2 separate regions of the Homo sapiens genome follow, and region 1 is linked to region 2. Evidence: read pairs that join two places in POLR2A ChIA-PET (ENCODE). Cell type or tissue: Panc1. All regions are shown on one strand. Each heading gives the region's core, and the rest is flanking DNA. Links, peaks and the distances in the headings are about the cores only.

Region 1 (6,201 bases), core at 1-4,000, 400 kb after region 2:
CCAGGTAGGGACAAAGCAGGGGTAAAGGGAACACATGGGCCGGCCTATGAGCTGGACCCTTCAGGATGGGAAATGCGTGGGCCGGGTTGCAGAGGGGGTTGGTGAGGGGCTCGGGGACAACACAGGTGTGTTCAGAGACAAGGCGGGTCATTAGATTTGATGGAGGCTTGGGGTCCCTGAGCTTAGGAAGCCCCCATGGAAACCAAGTCACAGGCATCCAGGGTGAGGAAGGCTGCCCACAGGCATCCAGGGTGAGGAAGGCTGCCCACAGGCATCCAGGGTGAGGAAGGCAGCCCACAGGCATCCAGGGTGAGGAAGGCTGCCCACAGGCATCCAGGGTGAGGAAGGCAGCCCACAGGCATCCAGGGTGAGGAAGGCTGCCCACAGGCATCCAGGGTGAGGAAGGCTGCCCACAGGCATCCAGGGTGAGGAAGGCAGCCCACACTTTTCTTGGAGACACATCCCCAAAGAAGTCCTCACGTGGCTCCGTTTGGGCAGAAACCATGAATTGAACGGGAAAAGAAATATGTCAAGTATCAGAAAGAAGAGTGGCATGCTTTGACAGCAAGTGGACTCCGAGTCCAGGGCAGAGCCTCAGTTAGGGTAAGAGGCACCCACCCGACCCAACCCGACCCGACCCGACCCGACCCTCGGGAGCCCTGCTCTCTGGTCAGTTGGCCTTCATGGGGGTGGGGAGGTGGGTGGAGGAATGAGGTTTAGTGGTCTGCGAAGGTGGCAGATCTTGTTTTGGTAGATGAGGGCATTATCTCCCACTGCCCCACCACATTCGAGCTGCTTTCAGTCGGCGTGGTGCTTTTGCTCTCTCTGACCATGCAATTGTCGTTCACTGCTGGGCCATGTGGACGGACTGGAATTACAGTTTCTTCTTCTCCGGTTTTCCCCCTGGAGTCCATCGTTGCTTAACTGTTTTCCTCGTTCCATCTCCTTTGAACATTGAGCATCTTCCCACCCCCAGGGGGCCTGGAAGACTTCCCAGCATAACTCCCCACCCAGCCAAGGCTACCGGTCAGTCTGTCCCTGGACAGGGGGTGACAGGTGAGCCTGTCTGGCAGCCCTTGCCAGGGGCTGTGAAATCTTCCTTTGGGTGAGTCAGGGAAGCAAGAATGCCACCTCCTCAGCTCTCTCCCTCAAGGAGGAGCCACACCACGCAGAGGAAGGCAGAGGAGGGAGGAACTGTGCTCCCAGTGTGGGAAGCTGCGTCGGGGGGTTGGGGGGGCACAGGCCCACCCAGGCCACAGGGGGATGGAGGCTGCCCCCAGCTTCTCGCAGCCCTCCCTCCTTCCTACACTCACCTGCCTTCCCCGGGGCAGATCTCCATTTCTGCATTGCACCCAGCCTGGTGGCCTGGGACCAGCCCTGATGGTCAGCCTGTTTGTATGGATCTGTGGGGGATCCCATGAGAAAGAGCTCGTTGGAGCACCCCACCTGGGGCACCCAACTCCATTTCCTGCCCCGAGCCCTCCCCACTCGCCTCCAGGGAGTGTGTGTCACCTCCTCCCCTCTGCCAGCCCTGCCTGCAGCCCTCTTCTCCGCCCCCGCCCCTGCCCCCAGCCTGCAAAAGGTCTCACCCGCCTTCAAAGGGAGCTGAATCAACACTGCAGAAGGAAGTCACTGGGGGGAAGAAGTGAAAAAGAAAAAAAAAGGCCTACGTGGGGGCAGGGTTGGGAGGAGACCAGAGTTGGGTTGCAGGGGAATTTGCAGGCAGGTTGGAGGGTGGGCGGGAGAGGGAAGTGTGGTGAGTGACTGGGAGGGAGCAGCGGTTCCCGGGTGGCCCCAGGGTCCTCGTGGGGGTGCTCTCCAGGCAGGAAGGGACTTTCTGCCACTTGGACATCTCCCTGTGGGGCCAGACCCCAGGGGTCTCCAGGGCTGGTTAGACTCCTTTCTCATCCCTTATGAACCTCACTGACCTGACTCTTCCCTTGGTGCTGCCAAAATATTGCAGCTCCCCAAGCACCTCTGTGAAGTGAGCCTGGAACCACCCTCTCCCCACTGGCCCTCTCCATCCTTAGCATCTTTCTTGACCTTCAAACCCTGCTCCTATGGGGTCTCCTCCGTGGAAACTTCCAGAATCCCACCTGTCACAGAGAGACCTCCTTCCCAAGCTCTGGGGTTGTGTGTTATGGGGGTGGAAGCTGGGCGAAGGGAAGCTGGGGGGCCCAGGCCAGTGTCCAGGATGGGAGGGCAGGAGAGCAGCCCTCAGGCTCTGAATCTCCTTCCCCATCTATGCTCACCGGCTGCCCCCGCTGCCTCCACGTGTGGACGCTGGGGGTCCCTCTCATCTGCCTTGTGTCATGGCTGACATGCTTGTCTCCTGAACTCGATGGTCTGTTCTGGAGCTCAGGGTCGGGCAGCCTCAGAGCACGCAGGTCTGCCAGGCAAGCACAGGGAAAGGCTCAACCAACCAACCCCTGATGACAGCAGGTAGTTTTCTGGAATACATAAGTGAAAGTGACTGCAAATGGAATTTCTGGGCTGACTGGAGGGAAAAGATTGTTCCCAGAATCCTGCTCCAGTCCTGCTCACTCACGCCTGGCTTCAGAACCTAGCTTGGTGATTCAGCAGATGAGAAACCCTGAGCAGTTGTACCCAGACATGCGGCCAGTTTCGCCCACCTGACTCCCTCGGCTCTTAGGGACGGACTCCTCAGTCCTAGCTTGGGATCAACATCTACTCTTTCCTGTGGCTGCTTGGCTGGAGGGCCCTGGGAAGCAGCCCGGCGTGGCCCCACGGATGCCGGTTGCCGGTGCTGCTACATTTCCTTCTGCGGTCGCCATTTCCTCATCAAAGCAAGAGGGCAGGGCAGCAGGCCTCCCGGCTCCGTGGAGCCTGTGATTTTTCACTCCGTGCAGCCACACCTGATATTTTTACACTAAACGCACCAATTACTCACTTGTCTCCACAAAGAAAAACGTGCACAGCCTCTGACTTCCAGCCTTGTGCAACAGGCACATCAGATGGGGGATAGTAAGATGAGTGCTGAGTGAGTCCCCGGAATGGAGGTCTGGGTCCCCCCATAGCAAGGTCACGGCTCTGGGAAGCCCCACGGTCCCTAGCCCCTCCCCTTCACTCCCTCCACCAGCCTTTATTTAATTAATTAATTAATTTATTTATTTATTGTATATATATTTTTTGAGACGGAGTCTCGCTCTGTTGTCCAGGCTGGAGTGCAGTGGCACGATCTTGGCTCACTGCAAGCTCCGCCTCCCAGGTTCACACCATTTTCCTGCCTCAGCCTCCCAAGTAGCTGGGACTACAGGCACCCGCCACCATGCCCAGCTAATTTTATTTTTATTGATTTATTTTTGTTGTTGTTGTATTTTTAGTAGAGACGAGGTTTCACCATGTTAGCCAGGATGGTCTCGAACTCCTGACCTCGTGATCCACCCGCCTCGGCCTCCAAAAGTGCTGGGATTACAGGCGTGAGCCCCCGCGCCCGGCCTCTAACAGCTGTTTTAATGCTCCGTGTGATCATTTCAGCATTGGGATTATCTCGGAGTTGGCATCTATTAGTTATCTTTTCTCTTACAAGTTCTCAAGGTTTTCTTTGTTGCTGTTTGAGTACTTTTGGGTTGTATCATGGACATTTTGAATATTATTTAATAAGACTCTGGATTCTACTAAAATCCTCTGGACAACAATGATCTTTTTGTTTTGCTAGCAGTCAGTCTGGTTAGGGTTAGACCACAAGTCCAGACCTGCCTCTTGTGGGCTGTGGTTCTCATGTGAGTTCAGTTTTTATTTTTTCTTTTCTTTTTCCTTCCTTCCTTCCTTCCTTCCTTCCTTCCTTCCTTCCTTCCTTCCTTCCTTCCTTCCCTCCCTCCCTCCCTTCCTTCTTCCTTTCTTTCTTTCTGACAGGATCTTACTCTGTCACCCAGGCTGGAGTGCAGTGGTGTGATCTTGGCTCACCATAGCCTTGGCAACGTAGCGAGACCTAGTCTCTATTAAAAAAAGAAAGAAAGAAACAACAGCAACAAAAAGAAAATTTACGGAATTGTGCAATCATCACCACAATCTAATTTCAGAGCATTTCCACCCCCTGAAAGATCCTTCTGCTCATTTGCAGTCACTTCCTCCTAGCTCCTTTAAAAAAAAAAAAAAGATATAAACTATTTTAAGAATACAGAACAGCATGGAGAGCACTAGTACCAATCCCCAAACAGCTACCTCTCATCTTACCAAATCTTAACATGTTGCCTGACTTGCCCAGAACTTTTTCTTCCTTTTTAGTAAAGAAAACTCTACAATAGAACTTTGAAGCCCTCTGCTTCCATCTCCCAGGCCCGTAGCCTTCTCTGTCTTCAGGGGTAACCACTGTCCTGCTCTAGGGGTGTGTGGGTCTGCAGGGACGAGGTGCATGTTATTCTTCAATGCCTCCTTCTACATTTTGCTTTTCAGAAGAATCTCAGTGTTACGGATCTGTGGGTCACGAGGCTTCAGAGCAGCACTTCAAGGGCTCTTATTCATTACCCCGTAGCGTGAGTGTGGCACCATGGATGTATGTGATCTAGGCTATATTTGGGTCCACTTTTCAGGAGTGCTGTTTTTTTTCTTTCATGCCATCCTTTGGACAGCATCTAATTTCATTCAATTGTGTCCGTGAATTTGGCCTCCTTATGGTCTTTGTGCTTTAGAATATGTGGTTATTTCCCTTGTGGTCTAGTAATTATGTGTTTATCATTGTCCCACTTTGTAACATAATTGTGTTTAAGTTGGAGACGAATGGTTACGTTCCTCAAATTCTCTACCTGCCAAATTTGCATTTCTATTTGATTTTTTCTTGTTTGTTTGTTGTTGTTTTTGTTTTTGAGTAAGAGTTTCCTTCTCATCACCCAGGCTGGAATGCAGTGGCACAATCTCGGCTCACTGCAACCTCTGCCTCCTAGGTTTGAGTGATTCTCCTGCCTCAGCCTCCCAAGTAGCTGGGATTACAGGCATGCGCCACCATGCCCAGCTAATTTTTGTATTTTTAGTAGAGACAGGGTTTTGCCATGTTGGCCAGGCTGGTCTTGAACTCCTAACCTCAGGTGATCCGCTCACATCAGCCTCCCAAAGTGCTGGGATTGCAGGTGTGAGCCACCGCGACTGGCCTGATGTGTTTATTTCTGAGAGAGATCTGTTAGAGATATTTGCTGTTTGGGGCTGTGTCAGTTTGCTTATATATTTGTCAGTCTTTGTTTTATATATTTTGAAGTTCGGCACACAAAGGATTATGGCTGCTGAACTGTCTGTGGATTCTGACTCTCATTGGCTACATCTTCCTTTGTCCATTTGATGCATTTTGCTTTGATTTCTATCTTTTTGATGTTACACGATATCTTCGTTAGTATTTTCTAGCACATACGTGTATTTTCCGTTTCTTTATTTTCAGCCTTCAGTGTTCTCTTTTAACAGTTTATCTGATAGAGAGCCTTTCTTACACTTTTTACTTTTTAATTGTGATAAAATATACATAACATAAATTCACCATTTTAACCATTTGAAGTTATGCATTTCCGTGGCATTAAGGACACTTAGTACTGTGCAACCATCACCACCAACTTCTCCAAAACCATTTCATCTTGCAAAACGGGAACTTTATACCCGCGAAATAATAACTTTACACTTCCTTGAAATGTTTTTTTAATCTTACTACAAAAAATTTCACACATCTACAGAAGTAGAGAGAATAGATTAGTGAAGCCCCATGTCCCCAACAGTGGCTTCAAAAATAATCAACTCACAGGTGATCTTGTTGTATCAACACCTCTCCCGACTCTCCCCCAACCCAACCCACCCCTCTTTATTGGGAAATAAATCTGAAACATTATACTGCACCATCTGCAAATATTTCAACATGTAACTCTAAAAGATGGGGACTTTTTAACATAACCACAAACCATTGTCACACTTAAAACAATTAACAATGATTTTAAAATATGGTCCATGCATTGCAATTGGTTCTATTAAGAGATTAAATCTCTTAATCTAAAGGGTCTCTCTCCCTTCGTCTCTCCTCTTGTACTGTGCTGTTTGCCTTGTGAGGGTTTCTTCAGCCTGGATTTTGCTAATTGCATCCCTACGATGTCATCTAACACACCCTCCTGATGCTTCTTTGTAGATCTAAAAAGTTCGACCTGATTCAGGCTCAATAGTAACATTTGTTCTTTCTATTTTTCTTGATTTCTATTGTTATTTCATCAA
Region 2 (10,759 bases), core at 3,013-7,012:
TGCTGGGTGCTGGTTAGGAATGTGAACGGGGTTGTCAGAGGGGCCTCACGGAGAAGACCCTGAGAAAAGACTGGAGGAGGCCAGGAGCCAGGGAGGCCTGTGTGGTCGGGGAAACAGCATCGCAGGCAGAGGGAACGGCGAGGCAAAGGCGAGTCAGGTCATGCCCGGTGTTCCAGGATGGAGAGTCCATGTAGCCAGAGGGTGGGGAGGGAGGAGAGGACCTCAGGGCGGGAAGTGGGTGAGTTGGGAGCCACCCTGGCGGGTCTGCCAGATCCTAACAGGGTCACCAGCCTTCTGGCTCAAAAGCCAGCTGTCGGCCAGAGAGCAAGCTTTGGGGGCTTCAAGAGGGGTGACATTGGTGTCTCAGCCCAGCTCAAGTGGGACAGGCCGGCCTGGCTGACCCTGGGGTGTCTTGTCTGTCTGAGCCTCGTCCCCGCCGCCACCCTACACATCGGATGCACATGTGGACAGTGATGACTGATGGGCCTTTGTGGAGTCTGGGCTCTGCACAGGGGCTTGCTGGTGAGGGAAGATGCGGGGACGGAAAGGAACCCGCTGTTGGTGGGAATGTGCCCGGGTCTCATGATAGTCTCTCATCTTAGTCCTGCTGAGCCACCCCTCCTGGCTGTTCCCATGCACCACAGGGCCCCTGGACTCATGTAGACAGGAAGACAGGGGCACCCGCCACGGAGAGGAATGGCCCAAGTCTGTCAATGCTCTCCAGGTAGCAACACGTTGATGGGAGGGCGGGCTCCTCAGCCCCACTCATGGCTGACCCAGTAAAGCAGTGGCAGAAGCCAGTGGCTGAGGGCGTGTCTCAGGTGTGCATGCGCTGGCTGGGAGCTGGTTTTTGTTCCTCCAGGGGCCCCGTGGGCTGGTTTCCAGTCTCTAAAACACCTGGGACTCCAGATGGTCTCCTCTTACAGCATGGGTGGACACTAAGGGGGTTGTGGGAGGCTTGAGAGATGCAGAGGAGAGAGCCTGCCAGACCCAGAATCCCCACTGTGTCTCCTCCTCGGTGTCAGAGGATCAGCTGTGTGCGTACACAGACATATATGCACAGACACACGGATGCACAGACACACAGACGCACAGACACATGGATGCACAGACACAGTGACAGACACACAAGCACACAGACACATTGACACACATACACAGACATAGAGATGCACAACACACAGATACAGACACACTGACACACACACACATATGCAGAGACACACGGATGCACAGACACACGGACGCACAGTGACAGACACCCAAGCACACAGACACAGACACAGACACACAGATGCACCAACACACAGATACAGACACACTGAGACACACACACAGACACACTGACACACACAGACACACAGATGCACAGACACACAGACACACACACACAGTGACAGACACACACACAGGCACACAGACACAGACACACACAGACACAGAGATGCACCGACACACAGATACAGACACACAGACTCACAGACACAGACACACTGACACAGATGCACAGACGCACACACACAAATACCACACATGGGCACACACACGGCCCTGAAATTTAGGGAATTCTAAGAAAGATTTTTAAATGTTTATTTTATTATTTTCTTTTTTCAAATAGATTTTTGTTCATGTAAAACCTGGAAATGGCTTTAAAGCGATTTGGGTTTTATAAATAATCCTCACTGTAAATAGTGCAAGGACAACATGAAACGTTTCCAGGAGGCAGCAGCCCCTGCCCCGGCCCTCCCCCTGCCCGCTCTCAGCCCCTTCCCCCTGCCTGCTCTCAGCCCCTTCCCCCTGCCCTCCCACTGCCTGCTCTCAGCCCCTGCTCCAGCCCTGCCTCTGCCCGCTCTCAGCCCCCTCCCCCTGCCCTCCCCCTGCCCCTCTCTGGATAGTTGGCCCCCGAGGGTGGGTGCCTGGCCTGCCAGCGCTTCCTCCTTCACTTAGGTCCCTCCTGATGTCCTGTGGGGGCCACCCCCCACCCTATCCGCCACGTGTGTCCCCTCCCTCACTGCCCACTCTTGGCTAAAACCACAGTCACTGCTTGTCATGGCTGGGCCTTGTACACACAGCATTCCCCTAATCTTCCAGCCCGACGCTGCTCTCTGGAGGCTCAGCCTCCTCCTTCCAGGACACGACCCCCGCCCTCTGCCACACTCCACAGCGTGCTGAGAGGGCCAGACCCATTCCCCATGTCTTCCCACGGGGCAACCCCTTGGTGGGCTGTGGGCCTCCCATTCTGGGTGGTCCTGGCCCTGCCCTTAGCCAGCCTGGCCTCCCTGGGCCACCCTCTGCTGAGCGGCTGCCCCCGCCAAGGCTGAAGCTGACCCCGGCCTGACCTTCTGCCTTCGGAGCTGGTCCCGCTGGCTCACGGGGTATGGCCCACGGGGACAGTGGGAACCGGGGGTCTCAGCATTCCTTCCAAAGATGCACAGCCCAGAGTAGAATGAGGTGCTCCTCTCCAGGGCAAAATTAAAGCAGGGAGCAGGGGGGTGTTCCAAAAACTCACTCATCAGAAAAGCGGTATTTTAATGCAATTCTTTTTAAAACCAGGAGTAACGCAAAAAATATCGATGACAAAAAGTCAAAATAAAAAAGGACATTCTTCTTTTCAAAAGAAGTCTTGTTTCTTTCCAGTTCATTTTCCAAAAGTCTGAGGTGGTTCGGGGCTGCCCTGGGTCCCTTCCCGTCCTCTGCCCCCGTGCGGGGCTGTGCCGTGGACGGAAGCCTCTCGCCAACGCCCAGCGGCTCCATCCCGAAGGCCCGTGAGGCTCCTGGAGCGGCTCCACCTCCCCTCCCCTTTCCCACAACCCCTCCCTCCCCATCTTGAGACCCTCCACCCTAGCAGAGGCCTCACCTCGGAGCTCCTGACCTGATGGGAGTCCACCCTCTCCCCCGCCTTGGCCAGCACCCCCTGCCCAGTTTCACCCAAAGTTCCCACTCCGCCCCGTGCGAGTCCTTTCCCCTGGGGCTGAGACAGAGGACACCAGGCAGTGTTTGAGGAGCCCCCTTCTGTGGATACCTCCCAGTGGTTATGTTGGGCGAAAAGAAGGAAAAGGGTTGGGAAGAAGCCAGTCAGCTGTCCAGTGCCCTGAGGCCTGACCCCCTCCATCCTCAGGCCCTGAGTCCTGACTGCCTCCACCCTGAGGCCCTGAGTCCTGACCATCCTCCACCCTGAGGCCCTGAGTCCTGACCATCCTCCACCCTGAGGCCCTGAGCCCTGACCCCCCTTCACCCTGAGGCCCTGGGCCCTGACCACCCACCCTGAGGCCCTGAGTCCTGACCATCCTCCACCCTGAGGCCCTGGGCCCTGACCCCCCTCCACTCTGAGGCCCTGGTCCCCGGCCTGGCTGGGCCCCCGAGCAGTGAGCAGGGCAGCAGGGCGGAGTGAGCAGGTTCCCCCAGGTGACCATCAGGTGACGCCTGGTCCTGGGCACCCTGCACCCTCTGTGCTTGGCCAGTGGTCCCTCCACTCAGCTCTCCCAGGGGCCCGGGCTGACCCTGGCTGCCCTAACCATGTCGGTGTATGGTGCCCGAGGGCTCAGGCCAGACAAGTGTCTACCAAGGGCAGCAAACGCTGGGGCACCTGGCCCGAGGCCACAGGAATAAGCAGCCTCCCGCAGAGCCTGGCATGTTGGGGGTTGAGTGCTCTCATCTCCCTGTTTAATGATTTCCTCAGCAAACACATCCTCGGGATTGCTCAAGGCTGAGGTCACTGTTCAGCTCAGCTTCCCGGGAGCCTGTGAAGACATTTGCAAAAGGGTCCACTGAAAACAGCACGGGCTGGGCTGCCAGCAACCCGGTGGGTGGGAGGGCAACCTCCAAAAAACCCTCCGGTCAGAAAACAAAATGGCAAAAAGACGTCTCCTCTGGGGGCCCGGTCCATAACAGATGCGCCTTTGAAATCCTGGGCCAGGCGTCTGTCCAGAGCAGTGAATTCTCCAAGGGAAGGCGGGGTTAGGATGCTGCACCCATCCCTGGTGGAATTCCAGGTGGAGCTGGGAAGAGCATTGCTCCCACCCACAAGAAAAAAGCTACAACTGCATGTCAACAGCGCGTGATCCGTCCAGGAGCCCGGAACCAACCTGGAAGAGGCGGGTTCCTCTGCGGGTGGGACCCTGGGCAGGTGCCCGGCCAGATCACCGTGTCAGCTGGTGAGAAGTGTGAGCTGGGGATAGTCAGCAGACTGCGGCCTGGGATGGCTGCTGGGCGGGGTGGAGATCGTGAATCTCCACCAAAGGGGGACCTGCTCACTCTGCCCTGCTCATCTGGCCCCAGAGGGACCGGGCTCTTCCCACAGTACTGGCTGAGGGAGGGGCACCCTCCGGGGCCACGGAGCCCAGGGAGGCCCGGGATGCCAGGACGTGGAGACGTGTGCTGTGAGCAGCGCACCTGGAGGAGGGGCCGGAGAACGCGGAGCACACCTGAGCCCAGGCCCACGGTGGAGGATGTCCCTCTGGGCTCTGCAGTGGGCAAGGCCAGGAGAGCTGGGAGGGACAGGTCTCTCTCTCTCCACCCCCTCAGGAGGTGAAGCCCCAGGGCCAGGCAGAGACAAGCACAAGTGCGGCTGGAGCAGCCTGAGGGTCGCCGTGGCCACAGCAGACATCAAACCAGGGGACTCCTGCAGGGCTGGGCTCAGCCCCATGGTAAAGGCAGGCAGAGGATGGGGGCTGTTAGGGGCTGAGCGGTGTCCCCCAAATCCATGCATCAAAGCCCTAACAGCCAGGACCCCAGAAGGTGACTGTATTTGGAGACAGCTTTTAAAGAGGTGATTAAGGTAAAATTCAGTCCTTAGGGCAGGCCCTGATCCAGTCTGCCTGGGGTCCTTATAAGGGGAGGGAGGACACAGACACACGGAGGGGTGGCCCTGCGAGGACCCAGGGAGGAGACGCCGCCCACAAGCCAAGGAGAGGCTGCGGGAGGAACCGGGCCTGCCACACGGGGACCTGGGACGTCCAGCCTCCAGGACGCAGAGAAACAACGGTCTGCTGAGGAAGCCGCCCGGCATGCAGCATTTGTGCTGGCAGCCCTGAGAAAACTTGAATAGGATGCTCCGCTGCTGGCATGAGAGCTGTTTTCCTGCAAGGCTGGGCAACTCCTCCACCGCTGGCGGGTGGAAAATGGGGCGGCCGCCACGTGCCTGGTTTATCCCAGAGAGGTGAGGACCTGGGTACGCGCAAGCACACAAGCCTGTGTGGCAGTGTCCACTGTGGCAATGCCAGGACAATGATGGCTGGAAAGGACCCGAAGTGCCGCCCTGGTAATGGGGTGACAGACGGGAACATCTGAGGCAGGAGGCGGTGCTCAGATACTGGACCACATTGAGGCCTAGCTAACACAGGGCAGGGGCACAGGTAGCTTTCCATGAGGCACGCCCTCCAGTGCGCCATGTCAGTTTACGGTTGCCACGGCAATACCTGGGCATTACTGCCCCTTTCCATGGCAACTACCCGACCACCCAAGAGTTACTACTCCTTCCCTAGAAGGAGTGTCCACCTCACACAAGGACCGTACTGGGGCGGCGTCCAGAAGGAGTGTCCACCTCACACAAGGACCGTGCTGGGGCGGCGTCCAGAAGGAGTGTCCACCTCACACAAGGACCGTGCTGGGGCGGCGTCCGAGAAGTGTGGGGCTGTCTGCGGCCTTGAGGGCCTCGTGGGCACAGTGCAGACTTGGACACAGGTGGCAGGACTGGGCGCTCGGAGCTGAGGACGGGTCCAGGAGATGCCGACACCAGCTAAGCTCCTGCTGTGAGACCCCGACCCCGGGGCGTTCAGGAACTCCACCCTTTCTGATCGCATCACCCTCATGGACAGCCTGCAAGTCCAGTGACGTTGTCTCCATTTCACAGATGGAGAGGCTGAGGCTTGGTGCCGAGGGCTTCCCACACATCTGGGAGTGGGAGCTGTTCTCAGGCCAAGCCACCCTGGGTCCCTGGGAACTCACTCCATCCTGTGTGATTCCCTGTGTGTCCCCTGCCCAGACCCCTCAGAGCCAAACTCAAATGGCAGCTTGGCACCAACACGTTCCCAACAAAGGGAACGTCCACCATCCCAGAACCCGCCCACTTCATTGCCCCGCACTGCTGCACACCCAGCCCTGCAGGCGGCAGCCCCAGGAGCAACAGACACCTCCTCACACACCTCCAGGTCCCCAGCGTGGCACGCAGCCTCCAAGCACCTGACCACCGTGCCAGCTCCCGGTCCACCTGGCCCAGGCCCACTCCCCTGGGTGTTGGCAGGAGCCCCGCCTGGACTCTCACACCCCAGGCCTCCAGTCTGCACCAGCATCTGCAAGCCCAGATCCTTCTATGGCCCTCCCAGCTGAGGACACACCCCAGGCCTCGCAGGGCCTGCTGGTCTCTGCCAACACCTGCAAAGCTCTCTGCGCCTCTGCCCGGCAGCCTCCTCCTTCCCGCAACTCCACCTCAGCCTCGGGACATTTGCCCAGCGTCCCCTCTGTCAATCCACTCTCCCCTGGGTCTCCGTGCCCCCAGTGTCACCTGAACATCCCCTTGCTGACCTGCTGTGCAGCCAGGTCCCCACCATAAGCACTGTCATTACGCCACTGTGTGGGTGTCTGCCTTGGGTCTCTGCCCCTGGCCGCCCCCAGGGCCTGTTCCTTGAGAGCAGGGCAGGTTCTGTGTGTTTCTTCCCCATGGTCTATCCCCAGCACCAAGCGCAGCGCCTGCCACACAGCAGGTGCTTCCCAAACAGAGTGGGGCAGGGTTTGCACCGTTTGACTCCTCAGGCCACCTGTTTCCATTGCACACAGAAGGGGAGGAGTCATTGCCACCCAGGCAGTCAGGGGAGGCTTCCCGGAAGAGGTGATTGGGGAACTGGGCTTTGAAGGATGCCCACACCTCACCAGGCAGCAAAGCCCAGAGGTAGCAATGCAGCCTGTGAGCTGTGCCGGGGTGAATGCCAGTGAAATGTTAGAGTCAACTGCAGCCAGGGGTGGGACAGGAGGGAGAGAGGAGAAAAGAGGGGGCAGAGGTATCAGGAAGGGCCAGTGGGGGCCTCCACACCCAGCCACAGAGCGTGGGACTGTCCTGTGAGCAGTGGCCATTGTCAGGGTGACTAAGAGATGACCAGCGTGGGTGGTATCGGGGGAAGCCAAGCCCGGGAGTTAGGGGGACCTGGGGCCCTGAACACACGGCTGCAGCACGTCTGGGGCAGATCGATGGGACCGTACGGGCCAGGGCAGACACTGGGCACCGGGTCAGGCAGTGACCTCCGACAGTGCGTCCCCACGGCCCATGCGCTCATGTTTCAGTGCTTTGAGGATGCTGTGGGGGCAGGAGCAGGGAACTGGACCCGAGTCCCACCCTGGGCATGTGGCTAGCCTCCTGCATGCATTCTTCCGGAAGCTTCCCCAAGGTGTCCGTACATGCTTTTCTGTGGAATTTCTCATCCTCTGCACCTCAGCGGCTGACTGGGGCCCATGCTGCAGCCTGGGGAGATGCAACCCCCAAGGACGAGCCGGCCAGACAGTCCCGAGGGCCACAGCTGGAGGAGGGTCTTCCAGGCTTGGGCTGGGGACAAAGCCCCTTTGTGCCTTCCTGGCCGAGGCCCCATGGAGGACAGAGCTCCTTTCAAGGCCGCCCTGCTCCTCCACAGTGAAGGCTGACTTGGCTTCGGGGATCCTGGGGCAACACCATGTGGCTGACACCACGGACTGATTAGAAACAGCTGGCAAAGGCGCCAGGGCCCTGGGTTGTAGGGGGTGGTTTCAGCCTTTTCTAATCTTGGCTCTGACTCAGTTAGAAACAGAGTGGGCCCAGAGCCTCCCAGGGGGCTGGTTAACCCCCCAACCCTGATACAAGGGCCCAGAGCCTCCCGGGGGGCTGGTTAACGCCCCCAACCCCGATACAAGGGCCCAGAGCCTCCCGGGGCTTTGCCAACTCCATGTGAAGATGTCTTCAAGGCAGGGGCCGTGTGGGACGAGCCCGCATGGCAGGGGAGCGGCAGCCAAGGCCGAGACACAGACAAGTGCAGCGTCAGAGGAGACAGAGGTCCAGCCAGGCCCCTTGGGGGGCAGATGAGAGCCACAGCACAGCCCACAGGGACCACAGCCCACGAAACCACAGCCCACAGAACCACAGCTCGTGGAGGGACCACAGCCCACTGGGACCGTTGCCCGTGGAGCCAGGTAGAACCAGGTTGGAGACACCCCCGGGTGCACTGTGCACCTTGCTCCTGGGCTGCAGGCATAGCAGTCCCCCGCTTCATGGGGACCCAGCCTGGAGTCTGCTGCTCACTGAGGCTGCTCGGGAATCCCAGGGTGGGAAAGTGAGGCCGGGTAGCAGAAGGAAGCACCTTCTCCTGGGGATCAGGTATTGCCACCTGTTGTGGGGGTTGGGGAGAGGAAGCTCTCCCGGGAACCAGTGGCTCCCTCCCTCCCCCACTCTGCCCACGGCTCAGGCCTCCCACAAGCTTGGGCGCCAGTGTCCTGCAGATAAGGGGGTGTGCGGGTTTTCCCAGTGGAACAGGCCGGTGGGACTTGCCGGGGTGTAGGTGGCTGGGCCACAGGTGTGGACGGGTGTCGTGGGCGATGGGGGAAGCTGGGGTGGGAAGGATGTGCCTGCCTGCCACGCTGGGCCCCAGCTTCTCAGGGCTGTCCCGCTGGGCAGGGGTCCCCCACCCGCAGGGCACTCGCCCCTCCCCGCACAGTTCCTCCTTGGGGTCTTCCCTGCACCCCAGCCTCGAGGCCCCTCCGCACAGGCTCCTTGCAGCCCTGCCTCCCACGACTGTTCGTCCCCCAGGAGCCCCACGTGATCTGTCCCCTGCCCTGCTGGCACCGACTCTCTGGGATGTGAGTGAGCCCGAAGCAGGGGCACCGGGATGGGAATCGGGCGCTATGGTGCCGTGGTGGCTGGGGATCCAAGTTAAGCTGGTGCAGGTGAGGAGGCCTCAGGCTGAGTCCGGGTGGCAGCTGGAATGGGACCCGCCGGCCTGAGGTGTTGAGGGGGGTCCTTTCCCCGCTTCAGGCCCACACTCTGTGGGGCGCATAGCCACGCTGCAGATGGGCACTGCCCTCTGCACTCAGCCCCACCCAGCGGCCACTTCTGTCCACATCCTGCTGGCCAGAGGCCCAGGCGTCAGACATCCCCAGACCGCCTGCCCCATGGGTGAGCAGACCCCACCTTCTGCCCTGGGAATTTCTGGCTGGGTGGTCAACAAGGGGAGCCTGGGGGTTCAGTGCCCAACTCTGCTCGGCCTACATCCCTCTTGGGACTCACCCAGCCCCTGGGGGCCTTGGACACCGGGAACACAGCAGACAATTCACACTGAGCTTTCGCCTAGACAGTCCCAACCCAGACGCAAATGCGGGAACTCTTCCTCCTCCAGCGTCCCACAGTCACCCAGGATGCACCACAGCGCCCAGACCCAGCTTCCTGACCCAGCCCTGCCCCTTCCTAGCTCAGGCCAGAGCCCAGGAGACCCCTCCACATCCTTCACCCCACCTTACCCCCTCACCTCCCTCCCACTCCCCTGCACCCCTCATTTCTGACTCCCTGGGAGGGTGACTCTGTCCTCAGTGTCCTGTCCACCTCCACTGATGTCTGCTCACTGCCATTCATTCAAGGCTCAGCCTTCTCAGCCCCCTGGGTAGGACAGTGCCTTTTCCCATCGCTGCCGGAACTCCCCAGGCAGTTTGCATGGGTTTCTCACTGGAAGCTGCTGAGCCCCACCTGTGTGGGGTCCTGGGGCTGCCCCCCTCCTCACAGCAGGCTCAGCTCATGGTGGGTGCCGGGGGGTGGGGAGGCTGAGGGTTGGGAGGGAGGAGGGGCAGGCGGAGGAGGCTTCTTTAGGATGAGCCCAGCGAGGGTGGCCCAGGGGAGACGGTGCAGATCCCAGGAGCCCACATCAGCTGGAGACCTTAGGGAGAGCTCCAGGCCCAGCACACCTGCCCCAGCCTCAGCCCAGGAACCCTGCCCTGTCGGGGGAAGGAATGTGTGGAATGTTCCAGCAAAGAGGAGGTGAGGGGCACGGAGACCCTGGCCAGGTGAGGGACAATGAGACCCTGGTGGCCCCAGGAATGCTGTGGCCCGGGAGGAAGCAGAGGGGAGCTGGCCAGTGAGCTGTAGGCCTGCCCACATCCATGGCCCTGGCTGGGACCCCGCGGGGGCTTGGGGAGGGCCCTCTGGGGCTGGTGGCCTCCCAGTTCGGGGAGTTGATGTTTTCACTTTCAGAGTTCCCACAAAAAACCAGCTCACATCCCTGGGGATTTTCTGCTTGACCAGCATCCCACGAGGCTGCCCTTGTGCAGCTGCCAGCCCAGCCCTCCCTAAGCGCTTTCCAGGGCCTGGCCCCAGGCCTGCAGGCAGGAGCCTCCCATGCCGGCAGCACCTGAGACCTTCAAGGTTTATTAAGCAGAGGTGATTTTGATGAGTGAAGCGCAGAGGTTGGAGGTGACTTTGTCCCAGGTGGGGAGGGTCCCGAGCTTGGCAAGAAGACAGAGGGGCAGCTACATGGGTGCCCGTATGGCTGGCACAGAGCACCAGCCTCTGGAGGCCCACCCCGGGCTCAAGCTCTCGAGTCAGGGACGCAGACAATGGGCAGAGCCGTCCTGGCATCAGGGGGCGCCCAGACGCCTCCTCCTGACAGACAGCCAGACTCTTCATGCGAGTTTGGTGGCACCAGCTCCAGGTTCTGGGCCCGCCTGGAGTACCCGCTCTGGCTGGGATGGGGTCAGTTCCCTGCTTCCGTGGGTGTGGGCCAGGGCTGGGCACAGGGGTTGGTAAAGTTTGGGCATC

What was found. ChIA-PET counts read pairs that join two places held together with the same protein. Peaks named below come from ENCODE experiments on the same cell type or tissue, not always from the same donor. Only the 100,000 strongest peaks of a DNase experiment are listed, where the experiment ranks them.
Region 1: POLR2A ChIA-PET joins it to region 2 with 11 read pairs; 2 of 35 experiments call an interaction of 5 or more read pairs at or near these places.

The regions. Positions count from the first base shown.
Region 1 is chr21:44,923,056-44,929,256 of GRCh38, reverse strand. ITGB2-AS1 (ITGB2 antisense RNA 1) reads right to left here. Exons shown (of 3, transcript NR_038316.1): 2 at 2,253-2,389; 3 at 1-1,403. It also overlaps a transcript of ITGB2 not described here. Among named protein-coding and RNA genes, the nearest start is that of ITGB2-AS1, 5.1 kb to the right of the region's middle. RefSeq lists enhancers at 928-2,127, 1,472-2,359, 2,360-3,249. In Panc1, for the core only: no CTCF peak of the experiment used is centred there; no DNase peak of the experiment used is centred there; H3K4me3 peaks cover 1,090 bases; H3K27ac peaks cover 2,101 bases.
Region 2 is chr21:45,323,152-45,333,910 of GRCh38, reverse strand. No RefSeq gene overlaps it. Among named protein-coding and RNA genes, the nearest start is that of LINC00316, 13 kb to the left of the region's middle. RefSeq lists enhancers at 3,172-3,893, 6,550-6,599, 6,060-6,781, 9,686-10,683. In Panc1, for the core only: no CTCF peak of the experiment used is centred there; no DNase peak of the experiment used is centred there; H3K4me3 peaks cover 1,197 bases; H3K27ac peaks cover 4,000 bases.